2 separate regions of the Homo sapiens genome follow, and region 2 is linked to region 1. A link is a loop called in an ENCODE intact Hi-C map of the cell type or tissue named here. Cell type or tissue: psoas muscle. All regions are shown on one strand. Each heading gives the region's core, and the rest is flanking DNA. Links, peaks and the distances in the headings are about the cores only. Region 1 overlaps HIRA (histone cell cycle regulator). Region 2 holds the start of LOC112268289 (a long non-coding RNA gene).

Region 1 (8,000 bases), core at 1-8,000:
AGTCTGACTTTTTTTCCATGTTTCACAATAGGATTCTCTCATTTTAATACATGAAACCCTTTCAGATCAGTCTGAACCAGGAAAATTCATGTTAGAAAAAATTAGAACAAGCTAATATTCCATTTCCATATTCAGAACATCTGAGAGAAAGCATTTTTGACTGTTCCAAAAGCTTATTTAACAAAAAATTTAATATGAAAATGTACATGATCTGATTTTTACAACATAGTAAAACAAGCTCTTTGAAGAGGCAAATGTCTGACATTTAAAAAAAAAAAAATTTTTAAAGGATTTTGAGGAGCACTGACTCAGGACTTCCAGAATATTAAGCTACACCCACAGATGGATGCTTTGCCCTGTTGTAGGACATTAGAAGAAAGGGGAACAGACACTTCAGTTTCACAGAGCAGCGTCATGGGCCTCTTGTCTTCCCAGTTTTTCACATGGATACAAATGAAAAGAATCCAGGATTCTACACGCTGGTGTGTGTATCTGCCCACATTTCTTTGACCCAGGTGACTAGCAGGGAAAACAGCTGAAGACAGTGCCCAGAGGAGGGGCTAACAGGCCAGAGGCTGGTTAGCAGTGGGAAGGCAGGCAGGGATGAGGGCTCTTGGATACTAGACAGGAGTTCACTCATGGTGAACTCCTTGAGGAAATAAGATCAGTGATAGCACCTGTGATCCAGGGAGTCTGTCATATTTAGAGATGTTTAACACAGCATTATGAGAAACATTTACCAACTTCTTCAAAAGAGAGGTGTTGAGGAAGTAAGCTATTCATTATGTTGTGCCTCTCTTTAATGTTTATAAGGACCAAAGTACAGGCGCCCCTCTGTATCCATGGGTTCCACATCTATGGATTCAGCCAACTATGGATCAAAAATATTTGGGAAAAGAAATTCCACAGAGTTCCAAAAAGCAAAAACTGAATTTGCTACATGCCAAGTACTACTTTGAATCCATGCAAATGAAGTTATTTTTAGGCATTGTACTATGTATACGTGATCTAGAGATTATTTAAAGTATATAGGAGGCTGGCCGGGCTCAGCTCAGTGGCTCATACCTGTAATCTCAGCACTTTGGGAAGCCAAGGCAGGCAGATCACCTGAGGTCAGGAATTCGAGACCACCCTGGCCAACATGGCAAAACTTCGTCTCTAGTAAAAATACAAAAATTAGCGGGGCGTGGTGGTGCGTGCCTGTAATCTCAGCTACTTGGGAGGCTGAGGCAGGAGAGTCACTTGAACCTGGGAGGCAGAGGTTGCAGTGATCCAAGATCACACCACTGCATTCCAGCCTGAGCAACAGAGTGAGACTCCGTCTCAAAAAAAAAAAAAAAATGGTACATTGGAAGCTGTGCCTACATTATATGCAAATACTAAATCATTTTATATACGGGACTTGAGCATCCTTGGATTTTGATATCTCCTGGGGGTCCTGGAATCAATCCCCATGCAGATACCAAAGGATGACTGTACTATGGAAAAATAGTTCAGATGGAATGTTATTTGAAAAAAGCCCGACATACAGTTGTATTAAAGTATGATTAGTATATAAATAAATACAATCAGAAATGAAAGGAGGCATTAGTACCAACCTTACAAAAAGGATTTCGATGGCATGATATTTCAATGTATGCCAATAAAGGCCAGGTGCAGTGGCTCACACCTGTAATCCCAACACTTTGGGAGGCCGAGGTGGGTGGTTCATCTGAGGTCAGGAGCTCAAGACCAGCTTGGCCAACATGGTGAAACCCCATCTCTATTAAAAATACAAAAAATTAGCCGGTTGTCACGGTGCATGCCTGTAGTCCTAGCTACTCGGGGAGGCTGAGGTATGAGAATCCCTTGAGCCCAGGAGGCGGAGGTTGCAGCGAGCTGAGATTGTGCCACTGTACTCCAGCCTGGGCAACAGAATGAGAATCTGTCTCAAAATAAAAATAAATAAATCCCTTATTATTTCAACAATATGCACAGCATCTTCACCAGGAGATTCCATCTTAAGAAACTACTTTCTTTGCTCTTCCCTAACTAGCACCTCCTCATTTGTTCAAGTTTTTTATGAGATTGCAGCAATTTAGTCCCATCTTCAGGCTTTACTTCTAGTTCTCTTACTGTTTCCACCACATGTGTAATGACTTTTTCCACTGAAGTCTTGAACCCCTCAAAGTCATTCATGAGGGTTGGAATCCGCTTCTTCCAAACTCTTGTTAAGGTTGATATTTTGACATCCCATGAATCACTGATGTTCTTAATGACATCTAGAATGGTGAATACTTTCCAGATTACTTTGCCCAGATCTGCCAGAGGAATCTGATATAGCTTACAAAATGTTTTTTTGTTTTTTTGAGACGGAGTCTCGCTCTGTCGCCCAGGCTGGAGTGCAGTGGTGCGGTCTCGGCTCACTGCAAGCTCCACCTCCCGGGTTCACGCCATTCTCCTGCCTCAGCCTCCCAAGTAGCTGGGACTACAGGCGCCCCCCACCACACCTGGCTAATTTTTTGTATTTTTAGTAGAGACGGGGTTTTACCGTGTTATCCAGGATGGTCTCGGTCTCCTGACCTTGTGATCTGCCTGCCTCAGCCTCCCAAAGTGCTGGGATTACAGGCGGGAACCACCACACCTGGCCCACAAAATTTTTTAATTATTATTTTTAATTTATTTAAGAGATAGTGTCTTGCTATGTTGCCCAGGCTGGAGTGCAGTGTTATTCACAGGCACAGTACCACTACTTATCAACACAAGAGTTTTTACCTGCTCTGTTTCCAAACTGGGCAGTTCACCTCTCCTTAGGCAACCTGGTGTGGTCTCTTGCTCTCAGAAGGTCACTATACTGATGCCAAACTTAGTGTGGACACCCAATTGGCATAGCGCACTATAACTCAGAACTTCTGGACTTAAACAGTCCTCCTGCCTCAGCCTCCAGGTAGCTGGGACCACAGGCAAAAATGTACCTCTTAAATAATGAAACTTGAAAGATGAAAATGCTCCTTGTTCATGGGCTGCAGAATGTGTGTTGTGTTAGTTGGTATGAAAACAACATTCATCTCTGTCAGAGCTCTTGGTTGACCAAGTGCATTGCCAGTCAGCAGCAATCTTTTGAAAGGAATCTTTTTTTCCAAGCAGTAGGTGTCAACATTGGGCTTCAAATATTCAGTAAACCATGCTCTAAACAGATGTGCTGTCATCTAGGCTTTCTTGTTGCATTTATAGATTTAGAATAATTCTTAAGGGCCCTAGGATTTTTGGAATAGTTAATGAGTATTGACTTCCACCTAAAATCACCAGCTGCATTCACTTCAATAAGATAACCAGCCTGTCTTCTGAAACTTTGAAGCCAGGCATTGACTTCCCTTCTCTAGCTAGGAAAGTCCTAGATGACATCTTCTTCTGATAGAAGGCTGTTTTACCTACACTGACAATCTGTTGTTTAGTGTTACCACCTTCATCCATGATCTTAGCTAGATGTTCTAATACCTTGCTGCAACTTCTACATTAGCACTTGCTGCTTCACCTTGCCGTTTTATGTTATAGAGGCAGCTTCTTTCCTTAAACTTCATGAGCCAACCTCTGCTAGCTTCAGACTTTCTTCTCCAGCTTCCTCACCTCTCTCAGCCTTCATAGAAATGAAAATAGTTAGAGCCTTGCTTTGGATTAGGCTGTGGATTAAGGGAGTGTTGTGGCTGGTTTGATCTTCTATCCAGAGCACTAAAACTTTCTCCATATTAGCAATAAGGCTGTTTTGCTTTCTTTTCAAACATGTGTTCACTGGAGTAGCACTTTTAACTTCCTTTAAGAGCTTTTCCATTGCATTCACACCTTGGCTAACTGGTGCAAAAGGTATAGCTTTTGGCCTGTCTCAGCTTTCAATGTGCCTTCCTCTTTAAGCTTAATCATTTTTAGCTTTTGGTTTAACACTTACTTAGAGGCCATTATAGGGTTATCGATTGGCCTAATTTCAATATTGTTTTGTCTCAGATAATAGGGAGGCCTGGGGAGAGGAAGGGAGACAGGAGAACAACCAGTTGGTGGAGCAGTCAGAACATAAACGCCATTTATTGATTAAGTTCAGCATCTTACATGGGTGTGGTTCACAGTGCCCCAAAACAGTTATAATACTAACATGAAAGATCACTAATGGCAGATCACCAAAACAGATACAATAAGAATGAAAATGTTTGAAATATTGTGAGAATTATCAAAATGTGACACAGAGACACGAAATGAGCACCTGCTGTTGGGGAAATGGCGCCAATAGACTTGCTTGATGCAGGGTTGCCACAAACCTTCAACTTGTAAAAAAAACATAGTCTCTGCGAAGCACAGTGAAGTAAAGCACAATAACACAAGGTATGCCTGTGTACTTATTCAGAATTGTTCTGTCTTCTTGAAGAATTGACTCCTTCATCTTTATCACTGTGTAATGTCCCTCTTTATCCTTGATAACTTTACTGTCTCTGATGCCTGCTTTGCTTACGTAACTACACCACCTTTTTTTGATTAGTGTTATCATGGCATGTCTTTCTCCAGTCCTCGCTTTTTTTTTTTAATAGACTTTATTTGTTAGAGCAGTTTAGGTTCACAGCTAAATTGAACAGGAAATACAAAGAGTTCCCACATGCCCGCCTCCCCAACATACCCATAGCATCCCCCACTTTCAGCATCCCCCACCAGAGTGGGGCACACCGTCACCCAAAGTTTACATTTGGGTCTACTCTTGATGTTGTACGTTTTACGGGTTTAACCAATGTATAATGACATATATTCATCATTATATATCTTACAGAATAGTTTTTTGGGTTTTTTCGAGACAGAGTCTCGCTCTATTGCCCAGGCTGGAGTGCGGTGGCACAGTCGCATCTCGGCTCACTGCAACCTCCGCCTCCCAGGTTCAAGCAATTCTCCTACCTCAGCCTCCCAGGTAGCTGGGATTACATGTGTATGCCACCACACGTGGCTAATTTTTGTATTTTTAGTAGAGATGGGGTCTCACCATGTTGGCCAGGCCAGTCTCAAACTCCTGACCTCAAGTGATCTGCCCACCTTGGCCTCCCAAAGTGTAGGAATTACAGGAAAGAGCCACCACACCCAGCCAGAATAGTTTCAATGCCTTAAAAATTCTGTGCTTCATATAGTTACCTTCCTTTCCCCAACCCCTGGAAACCACTGATCTTTTTATTGTCTCCATGGTTTTGCCTGTTCCAGGTTGTCATATAGTTAGAATCACCCCTTTTCTTGTATTTATTTATTTACTTATTTTTTGTTCTTAGAGATGGGGTCTCATTATTTTGCCCAGGCTGCTCTCAAGCCTCTGGGCTCGAGCAGTCCTCCTGCCTCAGCCTACCAAGTAGCTGGGACTACAGGCATGAGCCACTGTGTCCACCTACTATTAATCTGTCTTTGTCTTTTGTAGTTAAAATTAAATTTTTAAAAACATAAACCCATTTCTTTTTTTTGTTTTTTTTGTTTTTTTTTTTGAGACGGAATCTCACTTTGTCACCAGGCTGGAGTGCAGTGGCACGATCTTGACTCCCTGCAACCTCTGCCTCCTGGGTTCAAGCAATTGCCCTGCCTCAGCCTGCCGAGTAGCTGGGACTACAGGCACACGCCACCACACCCGGCTAATTTTTTGTATTTTAGTAGAGACAGGGTTTCACCGTGTTGGCCAGGACGGTCTCAATCTCCTGACCTCAGGTGATTCACCCACCTCAGCCTCCCAAAGTGCTGGGATTACAGGCGTGAGCCACCGTGCCCGGCCTTATTCTTTTTTTTTAATCTTCACTTCTTTTTATCTTCTTTTTCTGCCTTCTCTGGTTTTAGCTGAGTATTTTATATGATTCAGTTTTCTCAGCCAGGCATGGTGGCTCACGACCATAATCCCAACACTTTGGGAGGCTGAGGCGGGTAGGTCACCTGAGGTCAGGAGTTCAAGACTGGCCTGGCCAACATGATGAAACCCTGTCTCTACTAATAATACAAAAATTAACCAGGCGTGGTGGCACACACCTGTAATCCCAGCTACTTGGGAGACTGAGGCAGGAGAATCACTTGACCCCAGTAGGTGGATGTTGCAGTGAGCCAAGATCACACCATTGCATTCCAGGCTGGGCGAGAAGAGTGAAAATCCATCTCCAAAAAAAAAATGATAATAAAATAAAAATAAATTTTCTCTCCTCTCAGCATTATTAATTATGCTTTAAAAAATTTTTTTTAGTGATTGCTCTAGAGTTTACAATAAACATTTATAACCTAACTCTACTTTCAAATAATATTATACCACTTCATGGGTAGTAGAAAGAGTTCCCCACTCTTTCCTTCCATGCCCTATGACATTGGTACCACTTATTTCACTCATTCATAAACTATAGTAATTCAAGACATGGTGGCTGTTATTTGTTTGAACAGAAAGTTGTCTCTCAGATCAGTTGGGAATATGAAATACAAAAGATTCTATTTTATGTTCATTGTTTTTTTTCTCTAACATCACTCTTCCTTTCTTCATGCAGATGTGAGTTTCTGGCCTGCATCATTTATCTTCTCTCTGAAAGACTTTTAACATTTCTTGCAAGGCAGGTCTTCTGGCAACAGATTCCGGTGTCTCTTTGTTTATTTTTGTCTGACAAAGTCATTATTTCTCCTTTACTTTTGAGGCATAATTTCACTGGACACAGAATTCTAGGTTGGCAAGAGGTTTGTTTAAGCACTTTAAATATTTCACTTCACTCTTTCTTGCATGAATGGTTTCTGAAGGGAAGTGTGATGTAATGTTTTTGTGCAGGTTAAAAGAGCAGAACCTTGTGAAAGAGCTGAGGCCCCGAGACCTCCTGGAGAGCAGCAGTGACAGCGATGAGAAAGTCCCTTTGGCTAAGGCTTCCTCACTGTCCAAGCGAAAACTTGAGCTTGAGGTAGAGACAGTAGAGAAGAAGAAGAAAGGGCGGCCTCGGAAGGACTCTCGTCTCATGCCTGTGTCTCTGTCTGTCCAGGTGAGGCCAGTGGGCCCATCCTGCCTTCTTTAGCCCACCTTTCTGTACTTAGAGCTTGAAGGCCCTGTGTGCATGGTAAGCCTCAGCTGGGTGGGTCACCTTGGGAACCAGCTGGCTTAGACATGCAGCCCCTGGAATGTAGCATGGAGGCCACGCTCTCCCTCAGATGTGCCCTTGACTCACCCAGGGCCCTTGAGCAGGTTCCCTGGCATCAACTGGCTTGTCCATGAGGTTAGGATCCTTGTAGCATTCCCCTCTGCTTCCTCCCTCCCAGGGTGGAAATGCTCTGGTCGCAGGCTCAGCCTCACTTCTGGGTGACCTGCCTTTACCAAATGCTACCCCGTAGTGTTAGAGCAAGGCTCAGGAACGTTTCTGGCTCTTCCAGTCTCCAGCTGCCCTAACCGCAGAGAAGGAGGCCATGTGTCTGTCTGCACCAGCACTTGCACTGAAGCTGCCAATTCCAAGCCCCCAGAGAGCATTCACCCTCCAGGTAAGTTCTAGGACCCTGCCAGTTCTCCCTCAGGCACACCCAGACATTCTCTGTCCCCTACTGCATACAAATCCTATCTTGTCACTTCCTTGGAGATTGGTTTCCAGTGGCTCTCCATCACCTTCTGGGAGAAGTCATAGCAGATCGGGGTACCCACCAACTCTTAGCGAAATTGCCAGCCTCCACTCTCACTCACCCATAGCCTCTGTCTGGCTTTGCCCTTGGGATTCCAGCTGCTGGGGCTGCCATTACCACCACATGTTCTGGTGCTCTTCAGGACTCCTCTCAGGTGTCCTGGCTGGAAGCCACCTCCACCTCCACACACAGCCCTGGGCAGCCTCAGGCTTGGTGTCTGTGGGAATGTGTGGTCATAATCTATCTCCCAACCATCCTGCTAGCTTTGTCTTCTCAGTGTCTGGCACAGTCAATCATCAGAGTTGTTTGAGCTCTTGGAATGGAAGCTTGTAAGCATGTGGTTATCCAAAACACAATTCTGGAGTAAATAATCCTTTATACCCAGAGCCCTC
Region 2 (15,816 bases), core at 3,572-11,571, 170 kb after region 1:
AGTAGCTGGGACTACAGGCGCCCGCCACCACGCCCGGCTAATTTTTTTGTATTTTTTAGTAGAGTCGGGGTTTCACCATGTTAGCCAGGATGGTCTCTATCTCCTGACCTCATGATCCACCCACCTCAGCCTCCCAAAGTGCTGGGATTACAGGCATGAGCCACTGCGCCCGGCCAAGGCCTTTGTTAATGTATGCATTACAACTCTACCCTGCTGTTTAAGATGAATAGGCAGAGTTGCAGGAAAAGATGTTGCCAATATTATGCGAGGAATATATCATCATGCAGAATGTATGATGTAATTCCACTGTGTTTATGTGGGAAATTTGTCAGGGTGCTGGTGTATGCATCACACATAGGAAACAGTGGGCCAAAGATTATATCTCAAGTTAATGACACTGGCTTATGTGATTATTTTTGTACAGGGGAATTCTGCACTTCTCAAGGCTTGTTATCATTAAGTATACATACTGTACAGTGCAGAAAACAAAAGTAGTCTAAAAAACTATTAAAACAAGCTCCCCCGTGAAAACAACACTCAGATGAGATGCATTCTGATGGTCATTATTTTTTAGCCTTCCTTTTCAAACCCCAAACCTGAAATTCCAGCATGACTTTCCCGCCACCTGAACAAAACTCAGGGCCTACGAAGTAATGCACAAACTTTATTCTTTCCATGGTCTCAAGCACCCCCTTGGCCTGCAGATTACAAATGTCATATTTTTTCTCCCAGTCTTGTACAATTCATCATAGAGTTAGCTACTTGTTCAGAATCCAACTTAAAATACCCCACTGCTGGTATTTCTGCATTTGCAACTGTGTGCCTTGTAAGTCAGCTGCTGTGGTGCTGTGTCCTGTCTTGGGGACCCTCACGCTTGCCCTCCGTCCCCTAGGTGTGCTTTGCCTGCATGGATGGACAAGAGTTCCGCTTCGCACAGCTGTGTGGTCTTCACATCGTCATTCATGCAGATGAGCTGGAGGAGCTGATGTGCTATTACCAGGTGACCAGATGATCTCTGCTGGTAATGCAGATGACAAGTGATGCCTAAACACTCCACAGAGAGGCACGGTCATCCCCTTAGCTCGTGACCATCACAGTGTTGCATCTGCAAATATGAAGCATGGCCCTGAGGGGAAGATTCATGTGTTAGACAGTCATTTATGAACTAAATTCAATTGCCTTGTTAGCTATCCTCGACCTCATGGCTGGCTGGAATTTTGTGTTTTTTAAGTTCTCTCCATCCTCTTGTGTTATTGGGCCTTCAGAAGCCCAGTCAGTGGCTTGCATGACGGGAACAACCCTTGGAGGGTTGCTGAGAATACTGGGCTGGTGGTGGCAGAGCTCTAGTCCATAGCCTAGTTCCCCACAGTGTGCAGCCCCAGTAGTCTGTTTTTCAAGTGCCTTAGGGACAAAGCACAGGCAAGAGAGGGAACCCCACCTGGACCCTTTGGAAGGGTGGGGCCCTGTATGTTCATGCTGTAGGTAGGCTCTCTTGAGTGGTTGGTAGACAGTGATTTGTGTGTTTAGGGACCTGGGCTTCCACCTGTGGGATTCCTAGAGCCACATGACAACTCCAGGTATGGTTAGTCAAGGCAGACGAAGATGGGATCTGACTCTGCTCAGCAGTGTCACCATGGCCATGGAAATTGAGCCCCAAACCCCTCACTATGTGAGACGTTGTCTGGAGGGGCTCGCACCAGCGCCAGAGTGTCCAGATATTAGCTGGGTGTGATGGCTTTTCAATGAGAAATGCTTTCCCACCCCCAGAGAGGCGCCTGAGAAATGAACTGGAAAGCCAACAGGGAGGGTGATCAAGCAGTACAGGGCTGACAAAAGAACAATTTAGTCAGCAAATCTTTGAGTACTTACTGTGTGCTAGGCATTATTCTCAATAATTGTGTCAGTGAACAAAACAGAAAAGCCTCTATTTAATTGAACTGGCATTCAGCAAGGTTGGCAGGCAAGCAACAAACCTAATGAATAATTATATAGTGTGTTTGAAGGTGATCAGTTATAGAGGAAAATGGAGCCGGTTTGAGGGCATAGGAGTGCCTGGATGGAGTTTCATAAAGGGGCGGTCAAGGTAGCAGCAATTGAGGGGGTGACATTTGAGCAAAGACCTGAAGAAATGGAAGGATTTGGTCATGGGAACATTTGAGGGAAGGGTCAGTGGCCAGGCAAAGTCCTGAGGCAGAAGTGTGCTGTGTATTCAAGGAAGGGGCTGGAGCCAGAGATGGGGCAGAGAGGCTGACGGAGGGCCAGATCTCAGGCCGTTAGGAAGGTCACGGGCTGTACTTGGGATGGGTGCAGGGCTGTCGGGGGTAAAAGGATCATGGTGGCTCATGTGCTGAGACACATACTTGAGGAGTAGGGACAGGAGCCAGAAGAGCAGCTGGAGGCTGTTGCAGTGGTCTAGGCGAGAAGGGACAGTGACTCTGACTAGGGTGGTGGTGACAGGGTGAGAGGTGATCAGGCCATCAGGATTGGGTGTGTGCTTTGAATGAGCAGCCACCTTGATATGCTAATGCACTGATGTGGAGTGAGAGAGAAAAGCCCAGGATAACTCCATTTGGTTTTGGCTTGAATAAGTAGAAATAACGGAGTTATCACCAGTGGATGAGGGGAAGACTGAAGGTGCAGCACGGGAGGGAAGGACAAGAATTACTTTTTGGACACATGGTGCTAAGTCTTGAGCTGCCCGCTGGATGTTCAGGTGGGGGCATCATGTAGGCAGCTGGAGACAGATCTGGAGCTCCACAGAGGAGGGGCCTAGCTAGAGCAGTGAACCTGGAGTTGCTGACATATAGGTGATCCACATCCATCTATGTTTGCCTGCAGTCCCCTGGGGATGAGTGTAGGTGAAAAGACCAGACTGCCCAACAGGGGTGGGCTGAGGAGGGGAGCAGGAGCAGCCAGTACAGTGGGAAGAAAACCCAGAGAGTGTGCTGGCTCCTGGATGCACTGGAGAGGAGGGGCCGGTCAGCAGGGACAGGGCCTGCTGCTGAGCAGACAGCAGGATGGCAGGGCCAGGGGGCTGCTTGTGACCTGGAGCTTGGGAGAGACTCAGCCTGATGGTGGCTGGAGAGAACAGGGAGAGGAATGGGAATGGTTGTTGTGAGGAGTTTTTGCTGCAAAAGGAAGTAGAAAAAATGGGAGGTAGCTAGCAGGGACATCGGGTCAAGAGGGTGTTTAGGATAGGAGGATGAGCGGGATGCTTGCTGAACCCAGCTGTGGAGAGTGAAAATAAGGCAGAAGAGAAATGAGGAGTCACCGGAGCTGTGGCCTTGGTAGGCAAGCAGGTGGGATGGAGCTGCAGGCTGGGCAGGTTCCAGACAGGAGCACAGGCGGCGTGTCTGTAGCTGATTGGGGGGTGCAGATGCTGCCAGCAGACAAGTGTGCCACTGGGAAATGAGGTTAGTCTGAGAGTGGAGGGGGCACAGAAGGGTGTCCTCCTTGGGAAAACAAGAGGTGTGAGGCAGTCCTCTAGGTCGGACCCTCCCAGGGCTGTGGTCGTTAGAGTAAAGGGAAAGGGTCACATGGCTGGGTGTTTCTCCAGGCTTTCTGCATGCTGAGCAGGCTGTAACCAGACGTCTGGTCTTGTCCAGGGAGAGTGTCAGAGGCGTGTGGGGCTGAATGCAAGGGGCTGGCCATCATAATTAGGGACACAGTGAAACAACAGCCACGTGGCATCGTGAGTGGAGTTGAAGGTTTGTTGGAGCCAGGATCTCAGTAATGAGCTGTAGCAAGGGATTAAAACAAATCATTCCCAGACCCTGTTACCACCCACTTCCTATTTTTTTTTCTAATTCTTTAAATAAAATTGGCAATACTAATTTGCACTTACTAAACTTGAAAATTGTAGTGCAGTGTGCCACTGGTAATTGTCAGATGATCCAATAAGTTGCTAAGTAAATGGCATGATCTGTAGCACAGTATGTATACACGTTTTCTTCACACATGCCTCCTCGGGATCATTCCCAGTCACAAGCACAGTCCCTGCGGCGTGGGCATGGGCTGGAGGGTGGCTGCAGGAGGCATGCAATCACTCTGCCCCACGCGTGGCTGTTGGTCTGCTAGGATCGTGGCTACTTTGAGGAGCTGATCTTGCTGTTGGAAGCGGCCCTGGGCCTGGAGCGGGCCCACATGGGCATGTTCACTGAGCTGGCCATCCTCTACTCCAAATTCAAGCCACAGAAGATGCTGGAGCATCTGGAGCTTTTCTGGTCCCGTGTCAACATCCCAAAGGTACCGTGTACTCCTTGCAGTCTGGCAGCCGTGGCCACGTGCAGCACAAGCCGACCCTGACCTCCTTGTCCAGGTGCTGAGGGCTGCAGAGCAGGCACACCTGTGGGCTGAGCTGGTGTTCCTCTATGACAAGTACGAGGAGTATGACAATGCTGTGCTCACCATGATGAGCCACCCCACTGAGGCCTGGAAGGAGGGTCAGTTCAAGGACATCATTACCAAGGTAAGAGGGGATACAGAGCGCTGGCTCCTGCCAGCCTCTGCCAGGCCCTATTCTGGGTGCAGGGGAATGGGCAGGTGGGAGTGGAATGAGTACCAGCATGCCCCCATGCTGTGTGTGCGTTCACTTGTATGAGTCCACCACCCTCTGGGCAGATGGTAGTAATTCCATCTTTGAAGGGAACTGACACTTAAGAAGGGCAGGTGACCCGTCTAGCGATGCACAGCTGAGCTGCGGGCAGGGTCAGGCCAGCATGCAGCCGTGGCCCTGTGGCCCTGCCTGCCCGCCCCTCCCACCATACCACGCCCTTGTGGCCAGGCCTCAGTTCGTTCTTCCTTCTGCCCTGTCAGCTCAGGGCTCCCACCCCCACTTCCTGTGGTTATTGTTCACCATCGGACCTTTTTTTTTTTTAGTTCATGTCTCTCCCCAGCACCAGCGGCCTTACCTGTCTGGGAGTGGGCCTCCATCCTGTAGCCTAACTGGGCTAAACCGGGACCCGAGTTTCTCTGTCAGCAGCCACACTGTTGGGTGGTGTCGGGTTTGGGTGCCATGGTCAAGTGAGCCTTTGTTATTTTGTTTCCGGTCTCTTAGAGAGTTCAACCTCAGGACCCACCCCTCTCCAGCTCTGTATGTGAGTTTGGTGAAGGGGCTGGAATTCTTTATCCTCAGCCCCCATCCCTTTGCATTGGGTATCTGCGCTTTGTGCCATGGTCTTTGGGTAACTAACTTGTCACAGTCGGCTTGTGACTGGAGTGGCACAGCAGTGAGCTGTGGCCTCGCTCATGCACCTCTTTTCCACATGCGGCTACTGAGGGTGGGCGCGAGTGGCACGTGTGCTGCCAGGTGAGGCCTTCAGCCTCTGCCTTTCCTGGGAACTATTTGAAGGAACCCAGTATTGAGCACCAGGCCACAAGCCCGAGCTTCTTGTTGGAGGACATCCATGTTACTGGGCATGGTGGTACGTGAAAGTGGGGGCCTTTGATGGGGCGTCCCACCCTGAGCAGAGTCTGCAGGTTGCTGGAGGGAGTGCGGCCAGGTCATACCTTACTGTGGCCTGGCACACGTGGCTGCTGCCTTGTAGATTTGTCTGTGTGCTGGAAAATCCATACTTGATCAATCCTGTGTGTATTTTATTCACATTGTAACTCCTCTGATATTAGGGTGTTTTTAAAAATTGCTGAGCCGTGGTGGAAGTGGCCATGCTTTTGTTTCTTACTGGCATATAAAATAATAGCAGGACAGCTGAGACTCACTGTGTGGGAGAGCAGCATCTCTCATCTGGTGCCTGCAGGGCTGATGGCTGAGTCCAGTTCCTTGTGTGATTCATGATGCTTCTACTACACCCTGCCGTGTGGGAGACAGACACTGTCAGCTCAGGTGTGAAGGGGGTAGGAGGATACTCGCCAGTGCAGGGGTCCAATCAGATGGACGACATCCAATCTGTATTTGGGGCACACGATAGCAGGAATCCACTTAGCCATAGGGCTGGGCCAGCAGCAGCCTGAGCAGGGGAGCTTGCTAACTCACACGGGGGGCACCCCAGCTCAGCCATTCACTGTCTCTCTCCATGTGGGCTAGGGGTGTCACCGCTGTGAACCTCGTTATCCCATCCATACAATGGACATCATGTTTCCTCCCGACCAAGTGGTCCATGGCAGGTGCCTGGCATCCGGTGGGCGCTTCTTTCAGGTTGTGCAGCACAGCACGCCAACCAGCTATCCTGGAGCTTGTGGCGGAATCTCAGCTTCAGTTTTCTCTTCTTTTTTTGTTTTATTATTATTTTTCTTGAAACGGAGTCTCACTCTGTCACTCAGGCTGGAGTGCAGTGGCGCGATCTTGGCTCACTGCAACCTCCGCCTCCCAGCCTCGAGCGATTCTCCTGCCTCAGCCTCCAGAGTAGCTGGGATTACAGGTGCCTGCCACCACGCCCGGCTCATTTTTGTATTTTTAATAGATACAGGGTTTTACCATGTTGGGCAGGCTGTTCTCAAACTCCTGACCTCAGGTGATCTTGAGAGGTGACGCCACCTGGACTTCTTGGGTCGGGTGGGGACTTGGAGAAATTTTGTGTCCAGCTAAAGGATTGTAAGTACACCAATCAGCACTCTGCATCTAGCTAAAGGATTGTAAATGCACCAATCAGCACTCTGTAAAAAACGTACCAATCAGCACTCTGTAAAATGGGCCAATCAGCACTCTGTAGAATGGACCAATTAGCGCTCTGTAAAATGGGCCAATCAGCAGGATGTGGGTGGGGCCAAATAAGGGAATAAAAGCTGGCCATGCGAGCCAGCAGTGCAACCTGTTCGGGTCTTTTTCCATGTTGTGGGAGCTTTGTTCTTTTGCTTTTCACAATCAGTCTTGCTGCTGCTCACTCATTGAGTCTGCACTAGGTTTAAAAGCTGTAACACTCACTGCGAAGGTCTGGAGCTTCATTTGTGAAGTCAGCCAGATCACGAACCCACCAGAAGGAAGAAACTCACACCTCTCAACATCTGAAGGAACAAACTCTGGACACAACATCTTTAAGAGCTGTAACACTCACCATGAGGGTCTGTGGCTTCATTCTTGAAGTCAGTGAGACCAAGAACCCACCGGAAGGAATAAATTACAGACACAATCCGCCTGCCTTGGCCTCCCAAAGTGCTGGGATTACAGGCGTGAGCCACCACGCCCAGCCTTCAGTTTTCCCTTGTATAAAACAGGGATACTACCATGTCTTCTGGGGTGCTGGCTGTCCTTGCTGACCATGCTAGTGGGCACGGGCCTGCCAGTGCTCCATGTCCTGGCGCGTGGCTAGTGGACTCACCCCATCCTGTCTTTCAGCTTGGATCTGGAGGACGCTCCAGAGGGGCCCCGCCGCTCCATTCCTCCTGTAGTGCAGAGGGCTCCAGATCCCAGCAGCTGAGCCCAACAGAGATGTGTGTCCCTGCAGGCCTCAACACCAGAGGAACTGGGTGGGAACATGGCAGTTATACTCCACCTTAAACGGCATTCCGGCCATGCTGCATGGACCTGTTGAAAGGGCCAAGAGTGCACATGGTACCAGGTGTCCCACAAGGGAAGCTAGGACTGCTGGTGCCCCACTTCAAGTCTGTCCACTCGCGTGATACCTGCAAGAGTCTCTGAAATGGGCTTGTCCTTGGATGGTTCCTCTCCTTCACGGGAGGCCTGAGGAGCCTTGTGGTTGGTGGGGAAGCAGGTGGGGCTTTGAGGAGGTGATTCGCCACAGAAGATGAACTTGAGTCCCTACCCTTCTCTTCAGCCCCACATCACATCCTGACTGCTCTCTGCTTCTTCAGTGTCTAGTTGAGGCCCCCATGTCCTGGCCCTGCTGCTGAGTAAAGGGCCAGCCTAGAAGGCTGACAGGTGCTAGAGCTCCAATAGGAGTGGACCCACAGTGGCCTGTGGCAGAGTCTGGGGGCCCACCAGTGCCATAGGTGAAGCTTTGTGATGCGGCCAGTTCACCGTTTTGCTCTGAATCCATGGTGGCGGGTACTAGGGACCCTGCTGCCTGTCTGGGTCAGAATCTCTGGTGACAGTGAGTGCTCTAGCACAAAAGGAAAAGAGAAGGAGAAAGAAGACACCCTGAAGTGGCCAGTAAGCCATAGTGGGACCATTAGACCCCTTTTAGTCAGAAGACCCCATCGGGCCCCACATTTTTGCCAGGTCACCCAAACCCAGCAGTGCTGGAGGCTCCAGTGGTGATCACCCTGGGATCCCAGCATGACTTTAGCTCCAGCTGTGCCCTGTGCACATCCCGGGACCCCCACACTCACGCAGACACATTCATCACCACTGTCTTGGTTCATGCCCATCTGGCTTGCATGCTCCCTGAACAGAGCTGTGTCCAGGCCCTGGACATCGATGCCACAGTCAGCAAGCCACCAAATGACATCGCCAGGGCTGGGCGCGGTGGCTCACGCCTGTAATCCCAGCACTTTGGGAGGCTGAGGTGGGGAGATCACGAGGTCAGGAGATCGAGACCATCCTGGCTAACACGGTGAAACCCCGGCTCTACTAAAAATACAAAAAATTAGCCGGGCATGGTGGCAGCTGCCTGTAGTCCCAGCTACTCAGGAGGCTGAGGCAGGAGAATGGCATGAACCCAGGAGGCAGAGCTTGCAGTGAGCAGAGATCGCACCACTGCACTCCAGCCTGGGCGACAGAGTGAGACTCCGTCTCAAAAAAAAAAAAAAAAAAAAGATGACATCGCCCAGCAAGAGAATGGTGGCAGACCAGTGGGGAAAGTGCTAAGAGACACAGCAGCCTGGCCAAATCTCGAGACCCAGGAGCACAGGCACAGGGTCCACCCAGAGTGGTCCACTCTCTGCATGGGCTGGCCTTCAGGTCTCACCCAGGGTCTGAGCACCACAGTGTTTCAGCTCAAAAGCTCTGGTGATGTCACAGGACATGCTGTCCACTTGGTTATGGCTCAGGCTGAGGCCTCCAAGGAAAGCTGGAGTAATCTTGCTTGGATGGAAACATACTCTGTTGTTTGGTTTTGCTGTGGGGCTTCATTCTGACTGATTACACTTCATTCATTCAGCCGATACTGAGTGATCGTGGACCCTGCATCAGATACTGGTCTAGGTGCTGGGTTGAGGCAGGAAACCCTGAGGCTGGCCTCTTAAGAAAAATGCTCAGTGTGTCAGTGCTGGGGGACAAAATACCTCAGGGATGAGAGGAGGCACCTTCACAGGCCATTGAGTCTTATAGGGGGTAGTCATGGCAGGCCTCAGTAGTAAAGTGTCATTTGAGCAAAAACTGGAAGGAGCCCTGGGGTATCTGGAGACAGCGGCAGGGACTGACCCTCAGCTTTGCTCACCACAGGTTGCCAACGTCGAGCTCTGTTACAGAGCCCTGCAGTTCTATTTGGATTACAAACCACTGCTCATCAATGACCTGCTGCTGGTGCTTTCACCCCGGCTGGACCACACCTGGACAGTCAGTTTCTTTTCAAAGGTGAGTCAACCAAAACCCCAGGTAGAAGAGTGTATTGGGCTAGCTCTAACAAAGTCATCTGAATGATAGCACCTTTATAAAGAGTTTTTGAAATGACCCCCAGCTGACTTGAAGATTCACCAGTGTATCAAAGTGTTTTAGGTTTCAGATACAGGAATACCTCCCGTATCATGCTTCATTTTATTGTGCTTCTCAAATTCTGTGTTTTTTTAAAGATTAGCCGTTTGTGGCCGGGTGCGGTGGCTCACGCCTGTAATCCCAGCACTTTGGGAGGCCGAGGCGGGCGGATCACGAGGTCAGGAGATCGAGACCACCCTGGCTACCACGGTGAAACCCCGTCTCTACTAAAAATACAAAAATTAGCTGGGCGTGGTGGTGGGCACCTGTAGTCCCAGCTGCTTGGGAGGCTGAGGCAGGAGAATGGCGTGAACCCGGGAGGCACAGCTAGCAGTGAGCCAAGATCGTGCCACTGCACTCCAGCCTGGGTGACAGTGTGAGACTCTGTCTCAAAAGAAAAAAAAAAAAAAAGATTGGAGGTTTGTAACCCTGCATTGAGAAAGTCGATTAGCACCATTTTTCCAACAGCATGTGCCCACTTCATGTCCCTGTGTCACATTTTAGGATTTCTCACAATATTTCAAATTTTGTCATTATATATGTTATGGTGATCTGTGATCAGTGATCTTTTTTTTTTTTTTTTTTTTTTTGAGACAGTCTTGCTCTGTTGCCCAGGTGGGAGTGCAGTGGCATGGTCATACCTCACTGCAACCTTGAACTCCTGGCCTCAAGCAATCTTCCCGCCTTGGCCTCCTCCAGTGCTGGGATTATAGGCTTGAGCCAGTGCACACAACCAGCAATCTTTGATGTTACTATTGTAATTGTTTTGGGATGCCACAAACCATGCCCCTATAAGAAGGGAAACTTAATGGATAAATGTTGTATGTGTTCTGACTGCTCCGCTGACTGGCCGTGCCCTGGTCCCTCTTCCTTTCCTTGGGCCTCCCTATTCCCTGAGACACAACAGCATTGGAATTAGGCTAATTAATGGCCGGGAATGGTGGCTTATGCCTGTAATCCCAACACTTTGGGAGGCCAAGGTGGGTGGATGACCAAGGCAGGCGGATCACCCGAGGTCAGGAGTTCGAGACTAGCCTGGCCAACATGGTGAAACCCCGTCTCTACTAAAAATACAAAAATTAGCCAGACGTGGTGACAGGCACCTGTAGTCCCAGCTACTTGGGAGGCTGAGGCAGGAGAATCGCTTGAACCCGGGAGGTTGCAGTGAGCCGAGATTGCACCACAGCACTCCAGCCTGGGCAACAGAGAGACTCCATCTCAAAAAAAACAATAAATTATTGTGCATTTCAAAATAGCTAAAGGAGAAGATTTGAAATGTTCCCAACACAAAGAAATGATAAATGCTTGAGGTGACGGATATCGTAATTACCCTGATTTGATCATCCCACATGTGTATATGTATCAAAATATTACATATGCCCAATTAATATGCACAACTATCATGTATCAATAAGAAGTTGGAAACAAGTAAAGACACCAGTATATAAGGAAAATATCCATATATTAACAGGAATTTGGAAGAAGTGGATTCCAACCCTCATGGATAACTTTGGGGGTTCAGGACTTCAGTGGAGAAAGTCACTGCAGATGTGGGGGAAACAGCAGGAGAACTAGAATTAGAAGTGGAGCCTGAAGAAGGGGCTGAATTGCTGCAATCTTAGGATCCAACTTGAACAGATGAGGAGCTGCTTCTTAGGGATGAGCAAAGAAAGTGGTTTCTTAAGATAGAATCTACTGCTGGGGCAGATGCTGTGAACATTGTTGAAATGACTACAGGGGATTTAGAATAGTGCATAAACCTGGTTGATAAAGTGGCAGCAAGGTTGGAGAGGACTGAGACCAATTTTGAAAAATGTTCTACTGTGAGTACAGTGCTATCAAAGAGCATTGCATGCTGCACAGAGTCTTTTTGTTTGTTTAGTTTATTTTGTTTTATGCAACACAAGTCCAGAGTGGTCTTACATAAAGGGAAGAGTCAGTCAGTGAGGCAAACCTCATTGATGTCTTATTTTAAGAAATTGCCAGCCGAGCGCGGTGGCTCACGCCTGTAATCCCAGCACTTTGGGAGGCCAAGGCGTGTGGATCATGAGGTCAGGAGGTCGAGACCAGCCTGACCAACGTGGTGAAACTCTGTCTCTACTAAAAATACAAAAATTAGCCAGGTGTGGTGGGCGCGCACCTGTAATCCCAGATACTCAGGAGGCTGAGGCAGGAGAATCGCTTGAACCCAGGAGGCAGAGATTGCAGTGAGCCAAGATCGCGCCACTGCACTCCGTCTCCCGCCCCAAAAAAAAGAAGGAAAGAAATTGCCGGCTGGGCGCAGTGGCTCATGCCTGTAATCCTAGCACTTTGGCAGGCAGAGGTGGGCAGATCACCTGAGTTCAGGAGTTCGAGACTTAGCCTGACCAATATGGTGAAACCCTGTCTCTACTAAAAATACAAAAATTAGCCAGGCGTGGTGGCAAGCGCCTGGTCCCAGCTATTCAGGAGGCTGAGGCAGGAGAATTGATTGCTTGAACCTGGGAGGCAGAGGATGCAGTGAGCCGAGATCACGGCACTGCACTCCAGTGTGGGCGACGAGCAAGACTCCATCTCAAAAAAAAAAAAAAAAGAAAAAGAAATTGCCACAGCCTCTCCAGCCTTCAACAGCCACCACTTGTATGAATCAGCAGCCATCAACATTGAGGCAAGACCCTCCCCAGCAAAAAGATTACGAGTCACTGAAGGCTCAGATGATTGTTAGCATTCTTTAGCACTAAAATATTTTTAATTAAGGTGTGTACTGTGTTTTTGTAGACATAATGCTGTTACACACTTAGGCTACAACATAGTGTAAACATGAATTAATATGACTCACTTTATTGCAATGTTCACTTTATTGTGGTGGTCTGGACCCAAACCCATGTGTCTCTCTAAGGTGTGAATGTCTGTGGTGACATTGGCATCCACTGAATCGCCCAGACAGTCCTCTTTGTGTGAGTGTAGGTCTTTTGGTTCTAGGTGTCCAGAAGGTGCCCTTGGCTCCAGAGCTGGACCATTCAAGTGGATGGCACGCACGTGCCCACCTGTGCCCCTGCCTAGTGTCCCCATAACAAGCTTGGCCAAGTGCCTTGACGGTTCCCTCAACTTGTCAGGCAGGTCAGCTGCCCCTGGTGAAGCCTTACCTGCGGTCAGTCCAGAGCCACAACAACAAGAGTGTGAATGAGGCACTCAACCACCTGCTGACAGAGGAGGAGGACTATCAGGTGGGTGTGCAGGAAGGAGCCCTGTCCTGGGTGGGCTGGGCTCCTCCCCTGCAACTGCCATTCTGTTCTCAAAGCAGGCTGCCTTTGCACAGGAGGGTGTGCAGGCCCCACAGGACACCAGTGGATATATGGGCAGGGGCCTTTCTAAGGCTGTGCTGATAGCAACAGCCATCAAGTAACACAAGGTGCCTGCTCCATGTGTAGGCAGCCCATGTCAGTGTCCCATCCCTCACAGAAAGGCTGTCTTCCTAGGGCTTAAGGGCATCTATCGATGCCTATGACAACTTTGACAACATCAGCCTGGCTCAGCAGCTGGAGAAGCATCAGCTGATGGAGTTCAGGTGCATTGCGGCCTATCTGTACAAGGGCAATAACTGGTGGGCCCAGAGCGTGGAGCTCTGCAAGAAGGATCATCTCTACAAGGTTGGTGGCCTGGGCCCGTTTCCTCCCACCTTCCTGCCTTGGTGTGTTTCCTGATGGCTTTGGGGGTCACATCCCTTCCCTCTTGTTCCTGAGACCTGGCTCTGAGCTTCACCAGGGGATCCTCGTGGTGGGTGGGGGGATTAGTATTAATGGGAGACCATATTTAGAACATAGAGTAAGAATTGGGAGTGAGCTAGCACCCCTTAAAAACTGTTTGGATTGAAAGACTTGTAGAGTTTTACGGAGTTGATTCTTTTCGCAGCAGTTTTGTGTGAGTTTCACTCTACCAAAACACAGTGTGGCAAGATTCACTTCTTGGCACCTACTTTACTTCCTATCAAGATTTGGGAACTTCCCTGTAATCTCAGCACTTTGGGAGGTTGAGGTGGGTGGAGTGCTTGAGCCCAGGAGTTTGAGACCAGCCTAGGCGACATGGCAAGACCCCATCTTTACAAAAAATTAGCCAAGTGTAGTGATGGACATCTGTGGTACCAGCCACTCGGGAGGCTGAGAAGGGAGGATCACTTGAGCTCAGGAGTCAGAGGCTGCAGTGAGCTATGATCACACCACTGCTCTAGGCAACAGAGTGAGACCCTGTCTCCAAAAAAAAAAAAAGATTTGAGGAATTTAAAAACCTAAATTAAAATCACATTCAAAGGCTGGACGTGGTGGCTCACACCTGTAATCCCAGCACTTTGGGAGGCTGAGGTGGGCAGATCATTTGAGGTCAGGAGTTCAAGACCAGCCTGGCCAATATGGTGAAACCCTATCTCTACTGAAAATACAAAAGTTAGCCGGGTGTAGTGGTGCACTCCTGCAATCCCAGCTACTTGGGAGGCTGAGGCAGGAGAATCGCTTGAACCCAGGAGGCGGAGGTTGCAGTGAGCGGAGATCACGCCACTCCATTCCATCCCGGGTGACAGAGTGAGACTCTGTCTCGGAAAAAAAAAAAGGAAAAAAATAAATAAATCACATTCAAAACATTTGTTTCAAAGCTGGGTACGGTTGTGTGCACCTGTAGTCCCAGCTACTTTAGAGGCTGAAGTGGGAGGATCACTTGAGAGGAAAAAGAAACTGTGTTTTTTCTGCTGGTGAGAGGTTTCTTAGTATCATTCTCAGACCGGGATCTGGGCATCAGCTAGACAGGTTGGGCTGCCTGGAGGGACCCCCAAGACCCTGAAGGCATTAACATCCTCTGCTTGGCCTGAACATCTCCCCGCGGGGGTGAGGTGGAGTTGTACAAGAGGGCCCTTGTGGGTGCTGTGTGATGCAGCTGAGCCAATTCCCAAGGGCTCCTTGTGCCCAAAGACTCTGGACTTGACCTGAGGGTGTTACTTACGGAGTTGGCCTTAGGCATTCCTGAGTATCTTCACAGGACACATGGATACTTGCCACTTCCTGTCCCGCACAGGGGCCTCATTCTCATGGCTCCTGGTCTGCGGCTGTTGGCTCAGACTCCGTGGAGGCCTCTGATGCCTGCATCAGTGTTGCATTGAGTTTCACCCTAAGTTGTCACCTCCAGTGTTCTGGACTGTTCTGTGACATATCCTAGCCCTTGGTGACAGTGCTTGTGATCCTTCCTGAGGTGCCCACAGGGCCCCTGCAGAGGGAATGGAGAGGAAAAGCTGCTGAGGCTCTGAGACCGCACCTGGAGGTCTCTGGACCTGGCTGCTGGGAGGAGACAGCTGGGCTCAGACGCACCTGAGGGAAGGCTGCCCTCGGCTGGCTGATCACAGCCATTCTGTCCTACCCATGTGGTCCCTGTCAGGGGCTTAAACACACAGCCTCCTCAACACTCAGGCAGTGATGAGTGAGCAGGGCCATCAGTGCTGCCAGAGGCCTACTGGCCTTGCCAGCCACCCACTCCGAGCCACGTGGGCCCAGAAGAGAGTCCAGAGGACAAAGCCACAGATAGAAAGTGGCCGAGCACAGGGCCGGGCGCGTTGGCTCATGCCTGTAATCCCAGCACTTTGGGAGGCCGAGGCGGGCGGATCACAGGATCAGGAGATCGAGACCATCCTGGCTAACATGGTGAAACCCCATCTCTACTAAAAATACAAAAAAGTAGCTGGGCGTGGTGGCAGGAGCCTGTAGTCCCAGCCACTCAGGAGGCTGAGGCAGGAGAATGGCGTGAACCCAGGAGGCAGAGCTTGCAGTGAGCAGAGATCACGCCACTGCACTCCAGCCTGGGTGACAGAGCGAGACTCCGTCTCAAGAAAAAAAAAAAAAAAGAAAGTGGCCGAGCGCGCTTCCCCCAGAACAGTGGCTGTCAGCCAGGAATGACTGTGACCCCAGGGAATGTTTGGTTGTCACAGCTTAGGGCGTGGTGCTGTGTATAGGCCGTAGAGGCAGGGATGGGGCCCACAAGCCCCAGTGCACAGGCGGCTCCCCAGACCTCCCAAGGTCAGCACTGCCACTGGAGGAGCCTGCCCTGAGGCCAGAGCTGAAGCCTCCTGGAGTCTTCCTGGAGGAGTGGCCAGGTCACAGCGTGTCCAGTCAGGGCAAAGCCAGCTAGCAACAGAAAACTGTATTTCCAGATGACAGAAGTAGCATTTAAATGAAAGTTCGGTCAGTGGGGCCCTCCCACACCCACCAGTGAAGAGCAGGGGCCTGCGGAAGTACAGGTGTAGACTGGAGAGC

The links. Hi-C counts contacts between places; a loop is a spot of excess contacts. Peaks named below come from ENCODE experiments on the same cell type or tissue, not always from the same donor. Only the 100,000 strongest peaks of a DNase experiment are listed, where the experiment ranks them.
Region 2: it touches region 1 in a loop (2.0-fold over the local background); 4 of 110 quality-filtered maps call a loop at or near these places.

What each region holds. Positions count from the first base shown.
Region 1 is chr22:19,360,710-19,368,709 of GRCh38, reverse strand. HIRA (histone cell cycle regulator) reads left to right here. Exons shown (of 25, transcript NM_003325.4): 16 at 6,779-6,983; 17 at 7,369-7,473. It also overlaps the pseudogene RN7SL168P. Among named protein-coding and RNA genes, the nearest start is that of HIRA, 67 kb to the left of the region's middle. In psoas muscle, for the core only: no CTCF peak of the experiment used is centred there; no DNase peak of the experiment used is centred there.
Region 2 is chr22:19,184,918-19,200,733 of GRCh38, reverse strand. CLTCL1 (clathrin heavy chain like 1) reads left to right here. Exons shown (of 33, transcript NM_007098.4): 24 at 893-1,000; 25 at 4,078-4,245; 26 at 4,319-4,468; 27 at 9,299-9,430; 28 at 12,643-12,753; 29 at 13,006-13,176. It overlaps LOC112268289 (a long non-coding RNA gene), which reads right to left and starts at 4,090. Exons shown (of 2, transcript XR_002958736.2): 1 at 3,845-4,090; 2 at 645-1,126. In psoas muscle, for the core only: no CTCF peak of the experiment used is centred there; DNase peaks (open chromatin) are centred at 4,053, 4,743 and 7,353.